2 separate regions of the Homo sapiens genome follow, and region 2 is linked to region 1. Evidence: chromatin loops called from intact Hi-C (ENCODE). Cell type or tissue: heart right ventricle. All regions are shown on one strand. Links, peaks and the distances in the headings refer to the core of each region. The heading gives the core; the rest is flanking DNA.

Evidence for each region. A loop is a pair of places that touch in the nucleus more often than their neighbours do. Peaks named below come from ENCODE experiments on the same cell type or tissue, not always from the same donor. Only the 100,000 strongest peaks of a DNase experiment are listed, where the experiment ranks them.
Region 2: it touches region 1 in a loop (4-fold over the local background); 13 of 110 quality-filtered maps call a loop at or near these places.

Annotation. Positions count from the first base shown.
Region 1 is chr17:83,030,868-83,041,702 of GRCh38, forward strand. It overlaps QTGAL (queuosine-tRNA galactosyltransferase), which reads right to left. Exons shown (of 13, transcript NM_001009905.3): 4 at 4,168-4,232. Among named protein-coding and RNA genes, the nearest start is that of QTGAL, 15 kb to the right of the region's middle. In heart right ventricle, for the core only: no CTCF peak of the experiment used is centred there; a DNase peak (open chromatin) is centred at 5,134.
Region 2 is chr17:82,980,823-82,991,657 of GRCh38, forward strand. All of the region lies in intron 6 of QTGAL (queuosine-tRNA galactosyltransferase), which reads right to left. Among named protein-coding and RNA genes, the nearest start is that of QTGAL, 66 kb to the right of the region's middle. RefSeq lists enhancers at 3,385-3,886, 5,291-5,585. In heart right ventricle, for the core only: no CTCF peak of the experiment used is centred there; a DNase peak (open chromatin) is centred at 5,369.

The DNA of each region.
Region 1 (10,835 bases), core at 1,109-9,108:
CAGGAGGGTGGCAGAGGCTCTCCACCCTGGGAACCCTGAAGGGCGAAGGGAAAAGAAAACCTGGTCGGCTCAGAAGTAAGCAGCGCTCTCACAACCACCAGACCTCCTGGGTGAAGCCGCTCTGCAGATGTTTTCATAGACATTATGTTTGAACATCTCTAAGAGGACTGGAACCCAAATCATTATAATGAATGAGCTATTTAGAGGCTATTTTCTTTAAAAGCCAGGCTTCTTGTTTACTTTGTTTTATTCTACTAAAGTTTCCAAGAACACAGACAACCGAGACGAGAACACAGCAGTGTGTGCCAGGAGGAAACGCCGCGTCAGGCACTGATCCATCAGAGGCCGGCAGGGAAGGGTGTAAACTCAGCGACGGCCGCCAGAGCACCCACGGGTCCCTCGCAGGACCAGAGTCACGTTTTCCAGCGGGGAAGGGTGTAAACTCAGCAACGGCCGCCAGAGCACCCACGGGTCCCTCGCAGGACCAGAGTCACGTTTTCCAGCGGGGAAGGGTGTAAACTCAGCGACGGCCGCCAGAGCACCCACGGGTCCCTCGCAGGACCAGAGTCACGTTTTCCAGCGGGGAAGGGTGTAAACTCAGCGACGGCTGCCCGAGCACCCACGGGTCCCTCGCAGGACTGGCGCCACGTTTAGACAGGGCTCTGCGAGGACTCACCCCTCTGCCCCTTAGGAACCTGGCCATGGGACAGTCACGGGGGAGGCCTTCCACAGCCTTTCCAAGGACACCTGAGGCCACCTAATAGGCTCGAGGACAAGCCGTCTAGGCAGGTGTCACGTGACGAGAACGGTGTGCAGGGAGGCTCCACTCTGACTGCAGCAGGTGTGGGGTGGGTCCCAGGGAGGATGGAGATGCTTCATGAGCAAAAGGTGAAGATCTGTTTAAACCGTCCTCAGTTGCCAACGCTAGAGGTCAGGAACCGAATCTGTTCGACTGTAACGCCCTCTGCACATACTGGATCCAGAGTGAGTTTCAGGTGACGTTCACACTGGTCAGCTGGGCAAAACCCCAACGTCCTTCGAGGATGTTCACTCTCGTCCTCATCAACTCCACAGAGCAGCCAGCACCCGGGAAGGTGCCCACAGGCCCAGCCTCACAACATCTGCAGACCTGCTCCTAAGCCAGGCACAGAAGCTGAACAACCGGGTCAGACCAGGCCAGGCCTCCGACGCAGACCGAACTCGGGAGCTGAACAACCAGGTCAGACCAGGCCAGGCCTCCGACCCAGACCGAGCTCGGGAGCTGAACAACGGGTCAGACCAGGCCAGGCCTCCGACGCAGACCGAACTCGGGAGCTGAACAACGGGTCAGACCAGGCCAGGCCTCCGACCCAGACCGAGCTTGGGAGCTGAACAACGGGTCAGACCAGGCCAGGCCTCCGACCCAGACCGAGCTCGGGAGCTGAACAACGGGTCAGACCAGGCCAGGCCTCTGACGCAGACCGAACTCGGGAGCTGAACAACGGGTCAGACCAGGCCAGGCCTCCGACCCAGACCGAGCTCGGGAGCTGAACAACCAGGTCAGACCAGGCCAGGCCTCCGACGCAGACCGAACTCGGGAGCTGAACAACCAGGTCAGACCAGGCCAGGCCTCCGACGCAGACCGAACTCGGGAGCTGAACAACCAGGTCAGACCAGGCCAGGCCTCCGACCCAGACTGAGCTCAGGGGCCCAGCACACCCTAATCCTGTCACCCAAAGACAATAAAAAGCACCATTTTCCATGTGGTGGGTTGAGCTGTCCTTGGTGGATGCTGTCTTAGTGAGGAAAACATTGGATGGACCATCTGAGCATGAAAACATGAGCCCAAGGAAGGGTCAGGAGAGAGGGCTGAAGGTTCTGTGTAAGAAAACGGGAGAAATCTGAGGTGTTTTGGTCTAAGAAGAAAAGAGAAGAAAGAGACCCAGGCACCAGGACAGGAGTCATAGCAGCTGGTGCCGCCCTGGGGGTTCCGCCTTCCCGAGCTGGGCCGATAAATATGCAGTTTTACCCCGTCTGCACACGGGCACGCCTCTCCCAAACTTCCACATGTACCAGGAGCATGTGCAGAGGCTTCTGGTGATCAAGGAAAAGAGCTGGGTCAGGAGGAGAGGAACGGGCGGCTCCCGCGTAAATCCCCGCGTAGGCAGGAGCTCTGGGCCAGAGCGGCCTGGAGACGCTGAGCGGCACCCCAGGAATGCACAGAAGCCCCGGAACCTGGCCACAGAGGAGGGACAGATACAGATAAATGTTCCTGAAGTTTATTTTAAAGTAATTTTTAAATATCTATAGTTGAGTGTAGACTATACAAGCGACTACCTGTTATTCAGTCATTTGTCCTGCTATTGAAAAGTCTTTATAAACATCACAGTGACTCCCCCATGGAGACCTGCCGGAAACTTCTCCACCGTGACCCTCCCGTCCCATGTTAACGTTTCTGTTTTCCATCACAGTCAACAACCTGAAGCTTCTTTGTATCCAAATCGTTCTCAGAGATGCCAAGAAGGAAGCTGAGGAGTGAAGGACACTCTTCAGGCTCTTGATAGAAAATGCAAAGTTACACTGTCAAGATGGCATCAACTTAGACTGTCCAAAATACTAAGTTATATGCTTTTTTTTTTTTTTGAGACAGAGTCCCGCTCTGTCGCCCAGGCTGGAGTGCAGTGGCGTGATCTCGGCTCACTGCAAGCTCCGCCTCCCGGGTTCACGCCATTCCCCTGCCTCAGCCTCCCGAGTAGCTGGGACTACAGGCGCCCACCACCACGCCCAGCTAATTTTTTGTATTTTTAGTAGAGACGGGGTTTCACCGTGTTAGCCAGGATGGTCTCAATCTCCTGACCTCGTGATCCACCCGCCTCGGCCTCCCAAAGTGCTGGGATTACAGGCGTGAGCCACCGCGCCCGGCCTAAGTTATCTACATTTTTAAAAGTGTTATTAGTTCAGTTTTTAAAAGAATCTCACTAATCTGTGTTTGAATACAAATGACTTAAATTCTTAGAAAGTTTATTAGTTGTTTGTACATCCACTCTGAGAGTCTGCTTCTGTCCTCTGCCTACTTATCTATTTTTCTTAGTGTTTTGTTTGTTTGTTTTTTGAGACAGAGTCTCACTCTGTCTCCCAGGCTGGAGTGCAATGGCGCAATCTTGGCTCACTGCAACCTCCGCCTCCTGGGTTCAAGCGATTCTCCTGCCTCAGTCTCCCAAGTAGCTGGGATTACAGGCGCACACCACCACGCCTGGCTAATTTCGTATTTTTAGTAGAGACAGGGTTTTGCCATGTTGGCCGGGCTGGTTTCAAACTCCTGACCTCAGGTGATCCATCTGCCTCGGCCTCCCAAAGTGCTGGGATTACAGGCGTGAGCCACCGCGCCCAGCCTTTTCTTAGTGTTTTCTTATCAACCTTTAGAAATCAGTAAGGTTATTCATCTTTTAAGTACCATATTTTCCGATTTCATCCCAGTTTATCTTCATTTTGCTCACATCGCTCTCTGCTGTGCAATTTTACATTTTTATATATCTTACTTACCATGATTAACTCATTAAGTGCTACAGCAATTAAACAGCAACAACCTATTGACCTTAATTTTTAAGGTTGTCTAATAACTATTTGATAAGGTTGGGCTGTGTCCCCACCCAAATCTCATCTTGAATTAATAACTGATAAGGTTGGGCTGTGTCCCCACCCAAATCTCATCTTGAATTAATAACTATTTGATAAGGTTGGGCTGTGTCCCCGCCCAAATCTCATCTTGAACTGTAGCTCCCACAATTCCCACGTGTCGTGGGAGGGCCCCGGTGGGAGGCCACTGAATCACGGGGGCGGGCATTTCTGTTCTAGTGATAGTGGGTGAGTCTCAGGAGAGCTGATGGACTTCAAGGGAGGAGTTTCCCTGCACAAGCTGCCTCTCTCATCGGCCGCCACGTCAGACATGCGCGACTGTGAGACCTGCCCGGACACATGGAACTGTGAGTCTATTAAACTTCTTTTTCTTTATAAATTACCCAGTCTCGGCTATGTCCTCATCAGCAGCATGAAAACGGACTAACACATTATTAGTCTAATAACCATTAGAAAAATGATTTTCAAGAACCGCACTAAAATGTAAGATCATTTAATTATTCAACCAACATGTACACATTTATACATTATAAACAAAAGAAAGTTACTTACCGAATCCAAAAAGCAAAGGTAAGACCCTGAGCTCTGGGCAACTGCTTGATTTTTAGCGTATCCGACTGTGGAAAAAAGAAGAGCAAAACTCTTTTATAATTCAGTTTCCAGCAGCATTCTCTTTCATAGAGCTTAGTATATGATATTCTTTTTTTTTTTTTCGAGATGGAGTTTCCCTCTTGTTGCCCAGGCTGGAGTGCAGTGGCGTGATTTTGGCTCACTGCAACCTCCGCCTCCTGGGTCCAAGCGATTCTCCTGCCTCAGCCTCCTGAGTAGCTGGGATTACAGGCACCTGCCACCACGCCTGGCGAATTTTGTATTTGGGGGTTTCTCCATGTTGGTCAGGCTGGTCTCGAACTCCCAACCTCAGGTGATCTGCCCACCTCGGCCTCCCAAAGTGCTGGGATTACAGATGTGAGCCACCGCACCCGCCCAATATACGATGTTCTATAAGAAAGCTAGGAACATTTTGCACTGCCACCAAAAATGTGGGTCAGCTTTCAAAGGAATGAAAGGAAAGTCAGAGAGAGACAATATTCCACCTTTGGTAGGTGGCATAATGAGAACAAGGATAAAACACAGAGTCCACTGGGTACTTCATTAAAGTCTGACACTCACTGAAGGAAAAAAAAATGAGATGGACCTTTACTGAGTACAGCACTAAGCTAAGTCCTGGGAATATTTTTTTAAACAAAATTAAAATATCCCTGGAAGGAAGTCTGTAAAGTCTACCCTGATGAAAGTCAGGATCCGGTCACAAGAGGGAAGTTGGGGGCTGGCACATGTGTGACGGGCTGGTGGAGGTCACTGAGGTAGACCCTCGGAGGGCGGTTTGCACGTGTGTGATGAGCTGGTGGAGGTCACTGAGGTAGACCCTCGGAGGGCGGTTTGCACGTGTGTGATGGGCTGGTGGAGGTCACTGGGCTGGACGCGTGGTGGGTGATCCTCTTGGCGTGCATCTCTGTGATGAGCTGAATGTGCTGCCAGCATCTACAACACCAGAGTGGGTGCACATCCCATGACCCAGCTCTGATCCTAACAGATACTGTGCGGCGTAAACCCAGCAGAACTTAATCTGCATGGCCACCAAGAGCAGCACTGTCATCAGAGCTCAAAACTGGGAACTACCCAAGTGCAGAATGGAAAAGCTGGAAACATACATGACAAGAAGGCACCCTCCAGGGCTGTACACACAGCGTGGGTGCCTCTCCCAGGCTGCTAAGCAGAGAAGGGAGCAGCTGCTGGGTGGGGGCCCTGGCCCGGAGCACGAGGGCAGCCGAAATTCTTCTGTGCTGTGAGAAACTAGGAAAGCAGCTGCCCTTGGGGAAGGGGGTGACCAGAGGGGCCTGAGGGGGCTTCTGGGGGCTGCGATCTTCTGTTCTTCCTCAGGGTGCCGGTTACATGGTGTGTGCAGCTTATGAACCTTCATCCAGCAGTAAGACTGTGATGTGCACTTTTCTGTATGGATATCATATTTTAAGAGGAGTTTCAAAAAATCTCTGTCTTCAAAGACATCACAACTGAGCTGGAAAAGGCTGAACGATGACCTGTGGTTAAACGCCAAAGGAACGGGACTGAAAACGGGGATAGGGAGGCCTAAAGGGTCCCTGTTAGGGAGCTGTGGCAAGAGCCTGAGGCTGTTAAGAACGTGAACCAGCAGAAGCAAGGCAGCCCAGGGCAGACCACCGTCCTGGGTGCTGCCCTGTGGGCGGTGGGCAGTCTGGGCAGCCCTCATTATCTGGGGCAGCCTATGTTTGGGAAAGCAGGCACTGGGCAGCTTTGTGGGAACTGCATGTTGGGCTAAGAAGGCTCAACTTCCCCCTGCCAGCAGGGGTAGCCAAGGAAGGCTTCTGAACAAGGAGTAACAAGCAGAAATTCATGCGTGGCAAGCTCAGCTTCGATGCCAATGGCGGGTGGATCAGAGGTGGCATTTAGCCCAAAATGAGGGTGCTGAGGAGGCTCCAAGGGGCAGGATACCCACTTTCCCTAGAAAAGAGGCTGGCAACACCGGACAGTTACAGACATCATGGCACCCAGGAAAGTCATACAAAGCAAAACAGACGTGTGCAGAATTAAGCAATAGATCTCTCTGGTATCCAAATCAAGACAAGCTGCAGAAAGTTGTCTGTTGGAGGGACAGTGGCCAAGTGTGCATTTCGGCCACACCCGTGGCACTCTCCCGTCTCCACTACAAGGAGGGGAAGGCAGGGCTCCCACCCCACGGGGGCTGCCCTGTTCCGGGGGGGCATCGAGCAAGCTCACGGCACCACTGGGACCGCACAGCCGCACAGAAGCGAGACGCACAGAGTCTCCCACCCTCTCTGCGTTCTCCAACCCGGAGCAGTGCCCCTCTTCATACCAGGTAGCAGTTTAATTTCTAGCATTAATCCCTAAAGTTTAGCCAGCTCAACCCAGTTAGCCAGAGGATCCCAGATGTCAAAAAGCCAGGGGCATAAACAGGCGCAGGGAGGAAATGCACCCGGGGAGGCGAGCGCCTGTTCTGCCCTGGGATGGATGGTGGGCCGTGTCTCCAGGGCCGCTGCAGCCAAGCCTCCATCATCGCTGCAGGGCCAGGTGAGTGCCCTGAAGCTCCTCACGAGAAACACAGGCGGAGGCACCTGTGAGGACGAAGGGCCGGAAGGGGCCTTCCACGAGGCACACTGTTCAACAGGGGCTCTGCTCACAATGCGGCTTGTTAGCGTCAGGTTTCAGGAGAGAAGGGTATCCGTGAGCCTGGGTAACGAAGGAAGACTTATCTCACTAAGGAAGCTGGAAGTTTCTCACAATGAATCCTGTGTTTGGCAGAGACAAGGAATTTGCTTTAATATTATTGCCTTGAAGAAAGTCAAATGTTTGCGTGGGGCTCCTGCTTGGGGAGGCCAGTCCCTTTGTGAGGGGATCTGGTTGCCATGGTCTCAGCAGGAAAAACTCACACGGCGGCGAGATATTAACATTCCTTCCTCCTGGAGAGAAGAGTGGGGATTGTACTTCATTTTGGTTTTAGCAAGCGGCGACGTTATTAGGAAAGTGGGGCTCCGTTAGTGCATGAATCGTAATAAGTGAATCAGCCCATTTCAAATACCCAGCACTTCTGAAAAGAGACACTTTGGATCTATGTTATCTAATAGTCAATATAACTCTCCCTATTCAAGAAAAAATATCATTACAGGAAAATACGTCCCTTTCAGCTATAACCAAACCAACCATATTTTATTAAAGTGTAGAATAGGGTCCCCACGAGGTCTCCTTACCCACACTTCAGACAGGCAGCAGGACGGCTCATTTCAGCCCTTCACCTCGGTCCTTCAGAACTTTACAACGGATTGTTTTTATTATTGGCAGAATTCATACAAATGGGATATGCCTCAAGTTAGAGCTAATCTATAAAAAGTACTTTATGAAAAGCAAAATGTTTTCAAAATAGATGAATGTTTTTAGACAAGGAGTGTCACAACAGTCACCAAAATACTTTAAATTTGTTTTCATCCAACTATAAAAGATGCAAAACTCTCTCTAATATTCTTTAACTTAAAAGAATATTAGGCCGGGCGCAGTGTTTCACACCTGTAATCCCAGCACTGTGGGAGGCCAAGGCAGGCGGATCAGGAGGTCAGGAGATCGAGACCATCCTGGCTAACACGGTGAAACCCCATCTCTACTAAAACTACAAAAAAATTAGCCGGGCGTGGTGGCGGGCTCCTGTAGTCCCAGCTACTTGGGAGGCTGAGGCAGGAGAATGGCGAGAACCTGGGAGGTGGAGCTTGCAGTGAGCCGAGATCGCGCCACCGCACTCCAGCCTGGGCGACAGAGTGAGACTCCATCTCAACAACAACAAAAAAATATTAAAAGATGTTTATAGTAGTTTCAAAAACCAATTTGTTTACACACATTACAGAAGCAAGTTGAAACAGATGTTCTACAATAATCAATTTATAAAGAGTTTTCTATTTCAAACCAACGAAAGATAATGAAAACAAGATATAACTTGGGAAAAAACATCTTCCAAATACACAAGACGATGATGATGACAGCAATGATGATGACAGACAGCTGCCAACACCTCCTGAGTGCCCGCTGCCCACCGTCCATCCCAGGGCAGAACAGGCACTCACCTCCCTGGGTGCATTTCCTCTCTGCACCTGTTTATGCCCCTGGCTTTTTGACACACTGCTGAGCGCCCGCCGCCCGCCCCTGTTCTAGACACACTGCTGGGCGCCCGCCGCCCGCCCCTGTTCTAGACACACTGCTGGGCGCCCGCCGCCCGCCCCTCTTCTAGACACACTGCTGGGCGCCCGCCGCCCGCCCCTCTTCTAGACACTGCTGGGCGCCCGCCGCCCGCCCCTGTTCTAGACACACTGCTGGGCGCCCGCCGCCCGCCCCTCTTCTAGACACACTGCTGGGCGCCCGCCGCCCGCCCCTCTTCTAGACACACTGCTGGGCGCCCGCCGCCCGCCCCTGTTCTAGACACACTGCTGGGCGCCCGCCGCCCGCCCCTGTTCTAGACACACTGCTGGGCGCCCGCCGCCCGAACCTGTTCTAGACACACTGCTGGGCGCCCACCGCCCGCCCCTGTTCTAGACACACTGCTGGGCGCCCGCTGCCCGCCCCTGTTCTAGACACACTGCAGATTAGCTCATTTCACACCTCACAGCACTCCAAGATGGGTGCTGACTACCACGACCTGTTCACAAATAAGGAAACGGAGGCAGAGCGAGGTGGCCGTGGAGCCGACCCCACCAGCCTGGCCCCACACCCAAGTCTACTTTACTCCTGCGTCTTCTGAGCCCCAGGGCACTGCAGGAGAAGAGCTGGGGCCAGGAGCTGCTCCTGTCCACTGAGACACCCCGCAGGTGAGCCTGTGATTTTGTGAGTCTCACAGATCTGAACAGGACCCAACAGAGGACTTAACTCCCCAGGCTCTCACATGGGGACATTCCAGAGGGACCGTAAACCCTCAGCCGCTTGCCCTTGAAATACGTCATAGCTGTAAGACTCCCTCAGGACCAAGTCCACTAGAAAGTGGGGTGATGCCACCCATTCCTGAGCACATTCTAAAGCAGTGGCTCCTGATCCTGGATGTGTCTCAGAATCTTCTGGAAAGCTTTTAAAATCCCAATGCCCACGCTGCACCCCAGACCAATTACATGAGAATATCTTAGGGTGAGACTCAGGCACTGGTTTTCTAAAACTCACTGATGATTCTAACGTGCACAAAGTTGACGACCATTATCTTAGAGAAGCTGTGACTCCTAAAATCTGTAGGAACCCGTCCACCAACTAAAAACGTATCATCTGCCAACCTTGACTTTTTCAGCCCCATGCAATATAGGCAGGCATATTTTTTTCAAGTCTTATATGGAAACTTTAAAGTCAAACTAAAAGGACCCTGATCTATTACAATCAAAGCTAAGAACACAAGCTAATCATTCAACATAAAAACAGAGGGTGAATGAAGAAACCTGAACACAGCTTGACCCAGCATCATGAAATTTCAAAATTCAAAAGTACAAAAAGAAAAATCTTAAATACTTTGAGAAACAATACCTTTAAAATAACAAGAGTCAGACTGGTGTAAGATTTCTTATTAGAAACATGGACACTAGAATATAATGAGGCAATCCCTTTAAAATTCTAAGAAAAATTATTTTGCACCTAGAATTCTATACCCAGCCAATCTGTCAACTGAGCATAAAAATATTCTTGAGCAAGAGAAATAAGCAGAAAAAAAGTTTGAAAAAATAATGGCTGAGGCTGGGCACAGTGGCTCATGCCTGTAATCCCAGCACTTTGGGAGGCCGAGGCAGGCGGATCACAAGGTCAGGAGATCGAGAACATCCTGGCCAACACGGTGAAACCCCATCTCTACTAAAAAATACAAAAAATTAGCTGGGTGTGGTGGAGGGTGCCTGTAGTCCCAGCTACTTGGGAGGCTGAGGCAGGAGAATGGCGTGAACTTGGGAGGCAGAGCTTGCAGTGAGCCAAGATCATGCCACTGCACTCCAGGCTGGGTGACAGAGCGAGACTCCATCTCAAAAAAAAAAAAAAAAAATGGCTGAAAAATTCTCAAATTACTAAAATTTTACTGGAGGAGCTCAAGAGTATATTTAAATATGCAGAAGAAAAATTAGCAAACACAGAGATAGATGGGTAAGTCTGAATCTGAAAATGGAGACAAAGAAGAATGAAGAAAGTGAAAAGCATCTCAGAGAAAGCTGGAATACCAATAACTATACCAACATATGCACAATGCAAGTACCACACGGAAAGGCAAGAGAAATAAGCAGAAAAAAAGTTTGAAAAAATAATGGCTGAAAAATTCTCATATTATTGAAAAACATTCATCTACACATCCAGGAAGCTCAACAAACTCCATGTAGGATAAACACAGAAGATTCGCAGCTAAACACATCATAGTAAAAATGCTGAAACCAAAGATAAGGACAAAATATTGAAAGCGACAAGAGAAAATCACTTGTCACTTACAAGAGACCCTCAGTAAGATTAACCGCTTACTTCTCATCAGAAACAATGAAGGCCACAGGCAATGGGGTCACACACAGATGCTCCTCAACTGAGGGTGAGCCTATGTCTAGGTAAACCTGCTGTAAGTTTAAAACATCATAAGTCAAAAATGCTTGGGGGCCTGGGAGCTGTGACTCATGGCCACT
Region 2 (10,835 bases), core at 1,795-9,794, 49 kb before region 1:
CATTGCTGATCACCCTAAGCCTCAACCCCTTTCCCTCCCCGGAGGTTTGGGGGTGGGGCTCAAAGTTCCAACCCTCTGAGCACATGGCTGGTTCCCCTGGCAACCAGCCCCCCTCATCCTGCGGTATCTAGGGGTGTTCCAAAAATGCCTCATTAACATAAACTCAGGTGTGTTTGAAGGAACTTGTAAACAAAAGACTCTTCCAGCTTTATCTTTCAGAATTTACTTCAGAAACCAAGGACAAAAGGCTCAATACTTTAAAAGATATTCTTATTGCTCTAGTTACTTAGGAAATAATTACAGGGGGTCAGAGTCAGGGATCCTGGATAAAACGCCAAATCCATGATCCTAGTTCCAGCCACAGATCAGGAGGAAATGAGGTAGGCCCTTTAGCAATACAGGGTTTAGGGTGACCCACTCCCCATGCAGCCGAAAATCCACGTATAACCTTGGACTCCCCCAAAACTTAAGCACTGAGAAACAAAAGTGGCTCAGAGGAGTCGGCGCCACGCGAGGTATTCACCAGCCCCAGCGGAGCTGCGAGGGTGAGACCTGCATCATGCCTCCCCCGCCGCACCCATGTGGGGCCAACTGTTTAAAGGCATTTGTCTTCCTTTCCTTCCCTGTTGTTTCCAGGCTGGCTGAAAAATCACAAGAAATGTTACACAAGTTAGACAATGTGACCTTCACCCATTATCTTCATGCTCCTGGAATCTGTGATGCAAAGAACCATCTACAGCCAGTCAATAGCTTATGTTATTTTAATGAACCAGTGTGGGAACTTGCCCCTTCTTTCTTTCTTTCAAACCCACTGTAACTGCTGCTAACTGGAGCATATGTTCGGAGCCACCTGAATCTACGTCCCCCAGGATGCCGTCCTCACACGTGGCCCAAATAAACCCTCCACATGTACTAACTTTGCCTCAGCATCTTTCTTTAGGTTGACATGGCTGAGAGCCTACTGTTGACCGGATGCCTTACCAATAACATAAACAGGTGATCAACATTGTCCTGTACATTCTGTACGTTTTGTGTATTATATACCGTATTCTTACAATGAAGTAAGCTGGAGAAAAGAAAGTGTTACTAAGAAAATCATAAGGAAGAGAAAACACATTGACTATTCATTAAATGGAAGTGGATCATCACAAAGGCCTCCAACCTTCTCACCTCCGTGGTGATGGGCCGAGCGGGTGGAGGAGCCTCCATCTTTCTCACCTCCGTGGTGATGGGCCAAGCGGGTGGAGGAGCCTCCATCCTTCTCACCTCCATGGTGATGGGCCAAGCGGGTGGAGGAGCCTCCATCCTTCTCACCTCTGTGGTGATGGGCCGAGCGGGTGGAGGAGCCTCCATCCTTCTCACCTCTGTGGTGATGGGCCGAGCGGGCCGAGGAAGGAGGGTTCTTGCTGTCCCGGGTGTCAGTTCATCTGCGACTTTTTTCAAATTGTCATAAATCTCCAAAACATTTTCCAATATATTTATTTTTAAAACTCGTGTGTAAGTGGACTCCCAGTTCACACTCATGTTATTCAAGGATCAAATGTACTTGCAAGTTTTATCTCCAATGGAGGTCTTATGTCCAGAAGAAAACGCTCAGATTCAACAACAAAACCAGTAATGTAATTGGAAAATGAGCCCACAAAAGGGCCTCACGGAGATCCTCTTCCCTCCCGCCACGTGAATGGGATCAGAGCCCACGAAAGGGCCTCACAGAGAGCCTTGTCCCTCCCACCACGTGAGGACACGGTGAGAACCAGGAATCAGGCCTCACAGAGACCAAATCTGGTGCCTTGATCTGGGACTCCAGCTTCCAAAACGGTGGAAACAGATGTTTGTAGTTTATAAGCCACCCAGTTTATGGTATTTTTGTCCTAGCAGCCTGGACAGACTAGGACAGGTCAGGAGAAAATGTGACTCTAAAGGCAGTTTCTCCGGGTGATGGGACCCTCGATGTCCTGATTGTCGTGTTGATCTGGAAACATGGGGACGTCTCACAGAACTCCCTCCACCAAGAATAAGTGAACTGCATGGGGTCTGTGGCTGCCACATCGTATCCACGTGGAGTTTCTGGTTTGGGTCCTTGTTCTCTGGTTATATAAGATGTTAGCAGCTGGGGGTGGAGGAGATGGGGGGTACATAGGAACTCTCTGTGCTATTAATATTTCTGCAATTTTTTGGCTGGGCGCAGTGGCTCACACCTGTAATCCCAGCACTTCGGGAGGCCGAGGCAGATGGATCACCTGAGGCCAGGAGTTCGAGACCAGCCTGCCCAACATGCTGAAACCTGGTCTCTACAAAAACACGAAAATTAGCCAGGCATGATGGCACGTGGCTGTAATCCCAGCTACTCGGGAGGCTGGGGCAGGAGAATTGCTTGAACCCAGAAGGCGGAGGTTGCAGTGAGCCGAGATCACGCCATTGCACTCCAGTCTGGGCGACAGAGCGAGACTCCATCTCAAAATATATATATGTTTTAGTTCTGCAATTTTTATGTGAGTCTAAAATTATTTCAAAATACAACCTTTTTTAATTGGGTAGACTTTGTCAAAATGACTCTACCATCCTGGGGGGAAGCAGTTTTTCATGCACACTTCGCCAGAAGCCTGACCTCCACGTGGACTCAGTGTGACACATTCTCAGAGTCCATTTTAAACACTCGGGCACGCGTTAGAGACACACATTCCCAGCCCCACACAGAACCATGAGATCAGAAACTACGAAGAGTGGGTCTCATTTTTCTCACTTCTCATTCCTGCCGACCTGTGGCAGGTGCCGTTCAGATGCTGGGGGAAGGAAAGGAACAGCTCAGCAATGGTGACAGGATGGGCGCCGCCAGGAACAGTCGCACAGCAGATGCTCCGTGGGGGCAGCGGCTCCCGTTATGCAGCCCTAGAGCGGGCAGGGGCACCAGGCAGGGCAGGGGCCCCGGGGCGGAGGAGGGTGTCCAAGTGCTGAGGACTGAACTGTGTGCCTCAGATTAACGGGTTGAAGCCCTAACTCCCAATGTGACTGTATTTGGAGATGGGCTTTTAAGGAGGTAGCTAAGGTTACGTGAGTCCCAAAGGTGGGGCCCTGGACTGTTGTCCTTATAAGAAGAGGAAGAGACACCAGCAGTGAGCACACAGGGAGAGGCCACATGAGCACACAGAAGAGAGGCCATATGATCACGCAGGGGAGAGGCCACGTGAGGACGTGGGGGAGGGGAGAGGCCACGTGAGCACACAGGAGAGAGGCCATATGATCACGCAGGGGAGAGGCCACGTGAGCACACGGGGGAGAGATCATGTGAGCACATGGGGGAGAGGCCACGTGAGGACGTGGGGGAGGGGAGAGGCCACGTGAGCACACAGAAGAGAGGCCATATGATCACGCAGGGGAGAGGCCACATGAGGACGTGGGGGAGGGGAGAGGCCACGTGAGCACACAGGAGGCCATATGATCACGCAGGGGAGAGGCCACGTGAGCACACGGGGGAGAGGCCATGTGAGGATGTGGGGGAGAGGCCACGTGAGCACACGGGGAGAGGCCACAGAAGGACGCAGGGAGAGGCCACGTGATTATGCAGGGGAGAGGCCATGTGAGCACACAGGGAGAGGCCACAGGAGGACGCAGGGAGAGGCCACAGGAGGATGCAGGGAGAGACCACGTGATTATGCAGGGGAGAGGCCACAGGAGGACGCAGGGAGAGGCCACAGGAGGATGCAGGGAGAGACCACGTGATTATGCAGGGGAGAGGCCATGTGAGCACACAGGGAGAGGCTACAGGGTCGTGCAGGGAAAGGGTGCCATCTGCAAGCCACAGAGAGGCATGAGGAGGAACCCACCCTGCCAGCAGCCTGAGCTTGGACCTCCAGACCCAAGAACTTTAAGAACACAAATGTCTGTTGTTTAAGCTGCCCTGTCTGTAGTGTTCCTTTATGGGGGCCTGAGCTGGGACGGCGGGGAAGCAGGGATCCCCCCAGGAGACGTGCAGGGCAGCAGGGGTCCGCGTCACACCACTGTCTGCCTTCCCTTCTTGGTGAGTGCGGCCCACCCCGGGTAGCTAGAGCAGGAGCATGCATCTCAGCCCTGTCCACTTCCTTCAAGCTGCCAGGACCTCTGAGTCCCCTTCGTGGCCCTGCTGGGACCCCCTCCCTCGAGTTTCCAGAAGGGCCCAAGGCAACCTGGGAAGCCGGGTGGCGGTTCTGCCCATGCCTCCCCTTTGGGCCTCCCTGGAATCAGGAGATGCAGCCCCCTGGGGAAGGGACAGAAGGTACAAAGAGGGCCTGTCTCAGACAGGGGCGCTTTCAGGCAGGCACCACCCCAGGCCACTGGCATAGACAACTTTCACCTTTCGGTTTGTTTAGAATTAGCAGTGTTAATTTTACACAGCTCTGATTTAACGTTGTATGTGGTGACTATCCCATCAGGCATGTCAAACAGACACATCAAAAGTCAAATCAAAATATGCCACTTCCCACATCACAAATGTGACTCAGACAATGAACATAAAACTTGACTTGGTGGCTGAGTTACCTTATTAAAATAGTTGGAAGTGATTTCTGTTAATGTAACAGCTGAGAAATGGTTTAAATGAGATCTCTTCTTTGAACTTCACACGTTAATTCCCACTAACTTGCTAAAGGAAAATTCTATCTAAGAGGACCTACCTGATTTATTTGTTATGACTGGGTCTTCATGTTACCCCTCGATTCGGAACATGAATTTCTGGTTCAAACTGTGCCTCCTCCACTTCAATTACATCCTTGGTGTTTAGTGGCACCGTTTTCACGTGACTCCTGCTACCCAAGAATCAAAAGCAGCAGAAGCCCGTGCTCAGCAGGTCCTGAGGCTGCGGCGACCCCACGCCTCCCACTGCCCTAATACGCGGGACTGAATCTCCAAAGAGGAAAACCAAAATCAGGAGCCCAGGGTTGATCGGAGGCCAAAAGCTTCCACAATGAATATGGAATTTTTACTTCCCAGTTAAGAAGAAGAGAGGCCTTACGAGGTTTTCCATTTCCCTGCCCCGTGAGACAGCTGGCATTCTTTAAGAAAAGCATTAAAAATCATCGTGTATTCCAGGAAAGTGTGTGTCCCTGAAGAAGTGGCACATCCCAGAATCTCTGAACTCTGGTGATGGGAGGACCCAGGAGGGCTCCTCAGGAGGGTCCGGGCCTGTTCTCTGTGCACTCCAAGTGCTGAGTGCCTGGGATCAAAGCCCTCATGCTGTCTTCAGGAGCCCTGCTCAGAAACCTGACACCGGGCCAGGAGCTCAGGGCGAGGGACTCTGCACACCCTTTCAACGTGGGGGACCCTCTCCGCTTCCCAGCCAGGAAGCTGCACCAGACACTCACAAAGGTGACTTTGTGCCCGTGAACTCGGCTGCAGCCCACAGTTTGGGCTTGCTGCCGCCGGTGCAGACAGGAAATAGCTGCTCTGCGGCAGCCCGACCCCGTGGCCACAGAGCAGCCTCTGTTCCTTGGTAATCGTCAACATCTGGCAGGCACCTCCACGCCCCTCCGCCCCCACCATACGCTGCTGGCTGGAGGCTCCCGTGCAATGCCAGGTGTGTTGGGAGAGGACAGGCTATACCCACAAGCTGGGCTGGAAGTAAGGAAATCGCTTTAAAAGCAGGAAAACAAATTCGCTTCCCCACGCTTTAACCACTGGTACCTGTAAGAGGCCATCAATGGAATATTCATCTTCTCCAAATGTAAAAAGTAAATCTAAATGGAAGAAGGTCTTTTTCTTCCCCCGCTTTTCCGCGTGACACAGGATGTTATGGAATAGAACTTGAAAGCTGGTGAAGCAGATTTGATGCGGAAAGCAAAGCTCATCAAGGAACCCTGATCACTGTGAACTCACTTAATGGAATAGTTGATGCCGTCATCATAAACAGCACCAACGTTAGAAGCCAGTGATCCTTATACTAAGGTTTCAGTTTTACTGCAGATCAAAATTACATTTTCAAAATTCAGAAAGCATTTCATTACATGGTGCGATCACAAGAAATCCGTAATGTTGGGGCGTATTACTCCCACAACCTCGCTATTAGAGGTGGACGTCCTGGCACCCCTCATGGGGTGCAGAGCACCTTTCTCCTCTTGGACTGAGGTGTGCAGCTGGCTGCCCCCGCTCCTCCCTGTCCCACTAACCTGACCATACCCCCACGAGGCAGAGTGCCTTTCTCCTGCCCTGGAGTGGGGCTGACACAGTCTCGAACACCATAATCCAGGATGTTGAAATCCTGAAAGATCAAAATCCCTAAAGTCTAAAATCCCCCAAATCACAATCCTGAAAAATGTAGTTCTTGAAAAAATAATTTTAAAAATTCTTTACCCCATTTACCCTAATATAGTTATTACACTTTGCATGCCTTTATCAAAATATCTCATGTGCTCCATAATTATATACACCTACTATGTGTCCATAAAAATTTAAAAAATTCTTTATCTCAAATGTTAGCGAGAAAAAGGAAAAAATAAATAATGATTTGAAAGACATTTGCTTACAATTTTAAAAAGAAGACTTATTTGAGAAATGTACAAAAACATGACAGCATGCTTCATAGGCCACTTTACACAATAAAACAGACAATACTAACACACACATTTTTACAAGCATAAACACTCAAGTACACTAATGACAGTCACATGGGTATAACGGTTAATGAGCAGATGAACCGTATTCATAAAGAAATAGCTCCTGTCATCTGAAATATTCTGTTGGACAACCTAAGTCTTTGGACAAGATCCATCAAAAACCATGATGGTTGTATATGTGTGGTTTTATTTCTGAGATCTCTATTCTGTTCTGTTGGCCTATGTGTCTGTTTTTGTACCAGTACCATGCTGTTTTGGTTACTGTAGACTTGTAGTATAGTTTGAAGTCAGGGAGTGTGATGTCTCCAGCTTTGTTCTTTTTGCTTAGGACTGTCTTGGTTATACAGGCTCTTTTTCAGTTCTACATGAATTTTAAAGTAGTTTTTTCTAATTCTGTGAGGAATGTCAATGGTAATTTAATGGGAATAGCATTGAATCTATAAGTTACTTTGGGCAGTATGGCCATTTTCACGATATTGATTCTTCCTATCCATGAGCATGGAATATTTTTCCATTTGTTTGTGTCCTCTCTTATTTCCTTGAGCAGTGGTTTGTAGTTCTCCTTGAAGAGGTCCTTCACCTCCCTTGTTAGCTGTATTCCTAGGTATTTTATTCTCTTTGTAGCAATTGTGAATGGAAGTTCATTCATGATTTAGCTCTCTGCTTGTCTACTGTTGGTGTATAGGAATGCTTGTGATTTTTGCACATTGATTTTGTATCCTGAGACTTTGCTGAAGTTGCTTATCAGCTTAAGGAGCTTTTGGGCTAAGATGATGAAGTTTTCTAAATATAGGATCATGTTGTCTGCAAACAGAGCTTCGACAAACCTGACAAAAACAAGTAATGGGGAAAGGATTCCCTGTTTAATAAATGGTGCAGGGAAAACTGGCTAGCCATATGCAGAAAACTGAAACTGGAGCCCTTCTTTACACCTTATACAAAAATTAACTCAAGATGGATTAAAGACTTAAACGTAAAACCCAAAACTACAAAAACCCTACAAGAAACTCTAGGCAATACCATTCGGGACATAGGCATGGGAAAATATTACATGACAAAAACATCAAAAGCAATTACAACAAAAGCAAAATTGACAAATGGGACCTAATTAAACTAAAGAGCTTCTGCACAGCAAAAGAAACTACACCATCAGAGTGAACAGACAAGCTATGGAATGGGGGAAAATTTTTGCAATCTGTCCATCTGACAAAGGTCTAATATCTGGAATCTACAAGGAACTTAACTTTACAAGAAAAAACAAACAACCCATCAAAAAGTGGGCAAAGGACATGAACAGACACTTCTCAAAAGAAGACATTTAGGCAGCAACAAACATATGATAAAAAGCTCAACATCACTGATCATCAGAGAATTGAAAACCAAAACCACAATGAGATACCACCTCAAGCCAGTCAGAATGGCGATTTTTTAAAAATCAAGAAACAACAGATGCTGGCAAGGCTGTGGAGAAGTAGGGATGCTTTTACACTGTTGGTGGGAATGTAAATTAGTCCAACCATTGTGTAAGACAGTGTGGTGATTCCTCAAGGATCTACAACCAGAAATGCCATTTGACCCAGCAATCCTACTACTGGTACATACCCAAAGGAATACAGATCATTCTATTATAAAGGTACATGCACGCGTATGTTCACTGCAGCACCATTCACAATAGCAAAGACATGTAATCAACCCAAATGCCCATCAATGATAGACTGGATAAAGAAAATGTGGTATACCATGGAATATTATGTAGTCATAAAAATGAATGAGATCATGTACTTTGCAGGGACATAGATGGAGGTGGAAGCCATTATCCTCAGCAAACCAAAACAGGAACAGAAACCCAAACACTGCATGTTCTCACTCATAAGTGGGAGCTGAACAATGAGAACATATGGACACGGGGGGAACAACACACACTACGGCCTGTTGTGGAGGTGGGGGAAGGGAGGGCATCAGGAAAAATAGCTAATGCATGCAGGGCTTAATACCTAGGTGGTGGGTTGATGGGTGCAGCAAACCACCATGGCACAGGTTTGCCTATGTAACAAATGTACCCCCCATTCTGCACATGTATTCTGGAACTAAAAAAAAAAAAAAAAAAAAAGATGGTTACCACCACATACACATTCACCCCAAAAGCCAAGATCTCAAGAAATTTCATCTTTCATAAATGCAGATGTACAAAAAGGACATCTTTTCATTTACTAAGGAAGTTTCAACGTTTTTACGGACATGCACAATGCTTACAAAGTCAACATTGTTGATAGTGCACCTTTGTGGAGTCGAATTTGCAAAAAGATGCATAAATGAATTACAGCTCTGTAAAAGAAATGATGCAAAGGTGAAACACAAGCATAGTGATTGTAAAACATAATGCTGACAATTTAAAATAGAAAAAACAAACAAAAATAGAAAAAATTACAAACAATAAAAAACTAAACAGAAAATCTGATTTATGAAAAAGTATACCACAGGAGTATATTACGGGCAATTGCACAGAAACAGTCCCTAAGAGCTGGCTGACTTTCACAATCATTAAGTGTATTTTGAAGGTTTGCATCACAATGGATAACCGCTTTCTTTTAAGACATGGCTTCCTTGGAGAATGAGCTCACATTCATCTTCTCTGCGGCACTGCTCTTTTTGAAACTCCTCTGTGATTTGACACACACCAGGATAAGCCTTCTCCTTACATTTTCCCGTCTTCCATGCTGTGCTTCTGTGTTGTTCTGGGTACGTGGATATGCATTCTGCATGCCCTCTTGTACAGACCCCAGGTTTAATACAAACCATACTGGTGATGGAACAGAACACTGTTGTGTAAGTGTCTTCTTATCCTACTATACACACAATTATTTTGAAGCAGTCAGTCACTTTGCTGGTTTCTTTGGGCAAATGTGGCCATGATTCCCTAAAAGCTCTCAGTGTGTGATCAGCTGGGAGGAACGCCAACGCAGGCAGTGTCATCAGCAGGAACGCCAACACAGGCAAGAGACTCGCCATCGTAGGCAAGAGACTCAACTCATTTTTAAACGGAAGTTTCTGTCACTGCCATATCACGTGGCCAAGCCACTCATCTGGATTTTGCACCAAATGCATTGGACTGAATGGAAAAAACAAACTTTATTGGTAACAACTTGAAATTCACTTACAGAAGACTTGATGGCACCTAATTCCAAATCCATCATTATAGTTTGGGGATTCAGTTAGATGCTAGGAATTTTAGATTTGGGGATTTTGATCTTTAGGGATTTCAAATTTCAGAATTACAGCACTGGAGATTCTGTCTTCCAGGACTGTGACAGGCACTGGTTGAAGCCCTAACCCCCTATTTGAGGTATTGTGGAAATGGGGCCTCTGGGAGATGATTAGATTTCACGTGAGGGTGGGGCTCTACTGGGATCAGTGTCTTTATAATAAGAGACACCACAGAGCCTGCTCTCTCTCCCTCTGTCTCTGCCATATCAGGGTTCAGAGAAAAGGTGGGTGTCTGCAAGCCAGGAAGAGCCACATCAGAAAGCAAGCCCTGCCAGGTCTTGATCTAAGACTTTCCAGCTTCCAGAATTGTGAGAAAATAAATTCTGTTGTTTAAGCCACCTAGCCTCTGGCATTTTGTTATGGCAGCCTGAGCTGATTAAGATAATAATCCAGATCGTAGATGAAAATTAACTAAAAAATGGATTGTAGATCTGTATGTAAAACCCAAAACTATACACTTTTTAGAAGAAAACAGGAGGAAAACTTTTGTGAACTGGGTTAGCCAAAGATTTCTTAGATACAACATCAAAACCACATCCATGGGCGGGGAGTGGGGAGCAAGGTGGCTGATATGGTTTGGCTGTGTCCCTACCCAAATCTCATCTTGAATTGTACTCCCATAATTCCCACGTGTTGTGGGAAGGACCCAGTGGGAGATAACTGAATCATGAGGGCAGTTTCCCCCATACTGTTCTCATGGTAGTGAATAAGTCTCACAAGATCTGATGGTTTTACATGGGGTTTCCGATTTCGCTTCTCTCTCATTCTCTCTTTGCCTGTCGCCATCCACGTAAGCTTGGTCCTCCTTGCCTTCTGCCATGATTGTGAGGCCTCCCCAGCCAAGTGGAATGCAGATGCAGCTTAGATCGCAACACTCAAGTCCTACTGACTACCTGGAAAGCCTTTCCAAGAAGGACAGGTACGAACAAACATAGACTGCAAAGACTATATGACAAATACCTATCTCTGCAATGCCCAGACACAGAT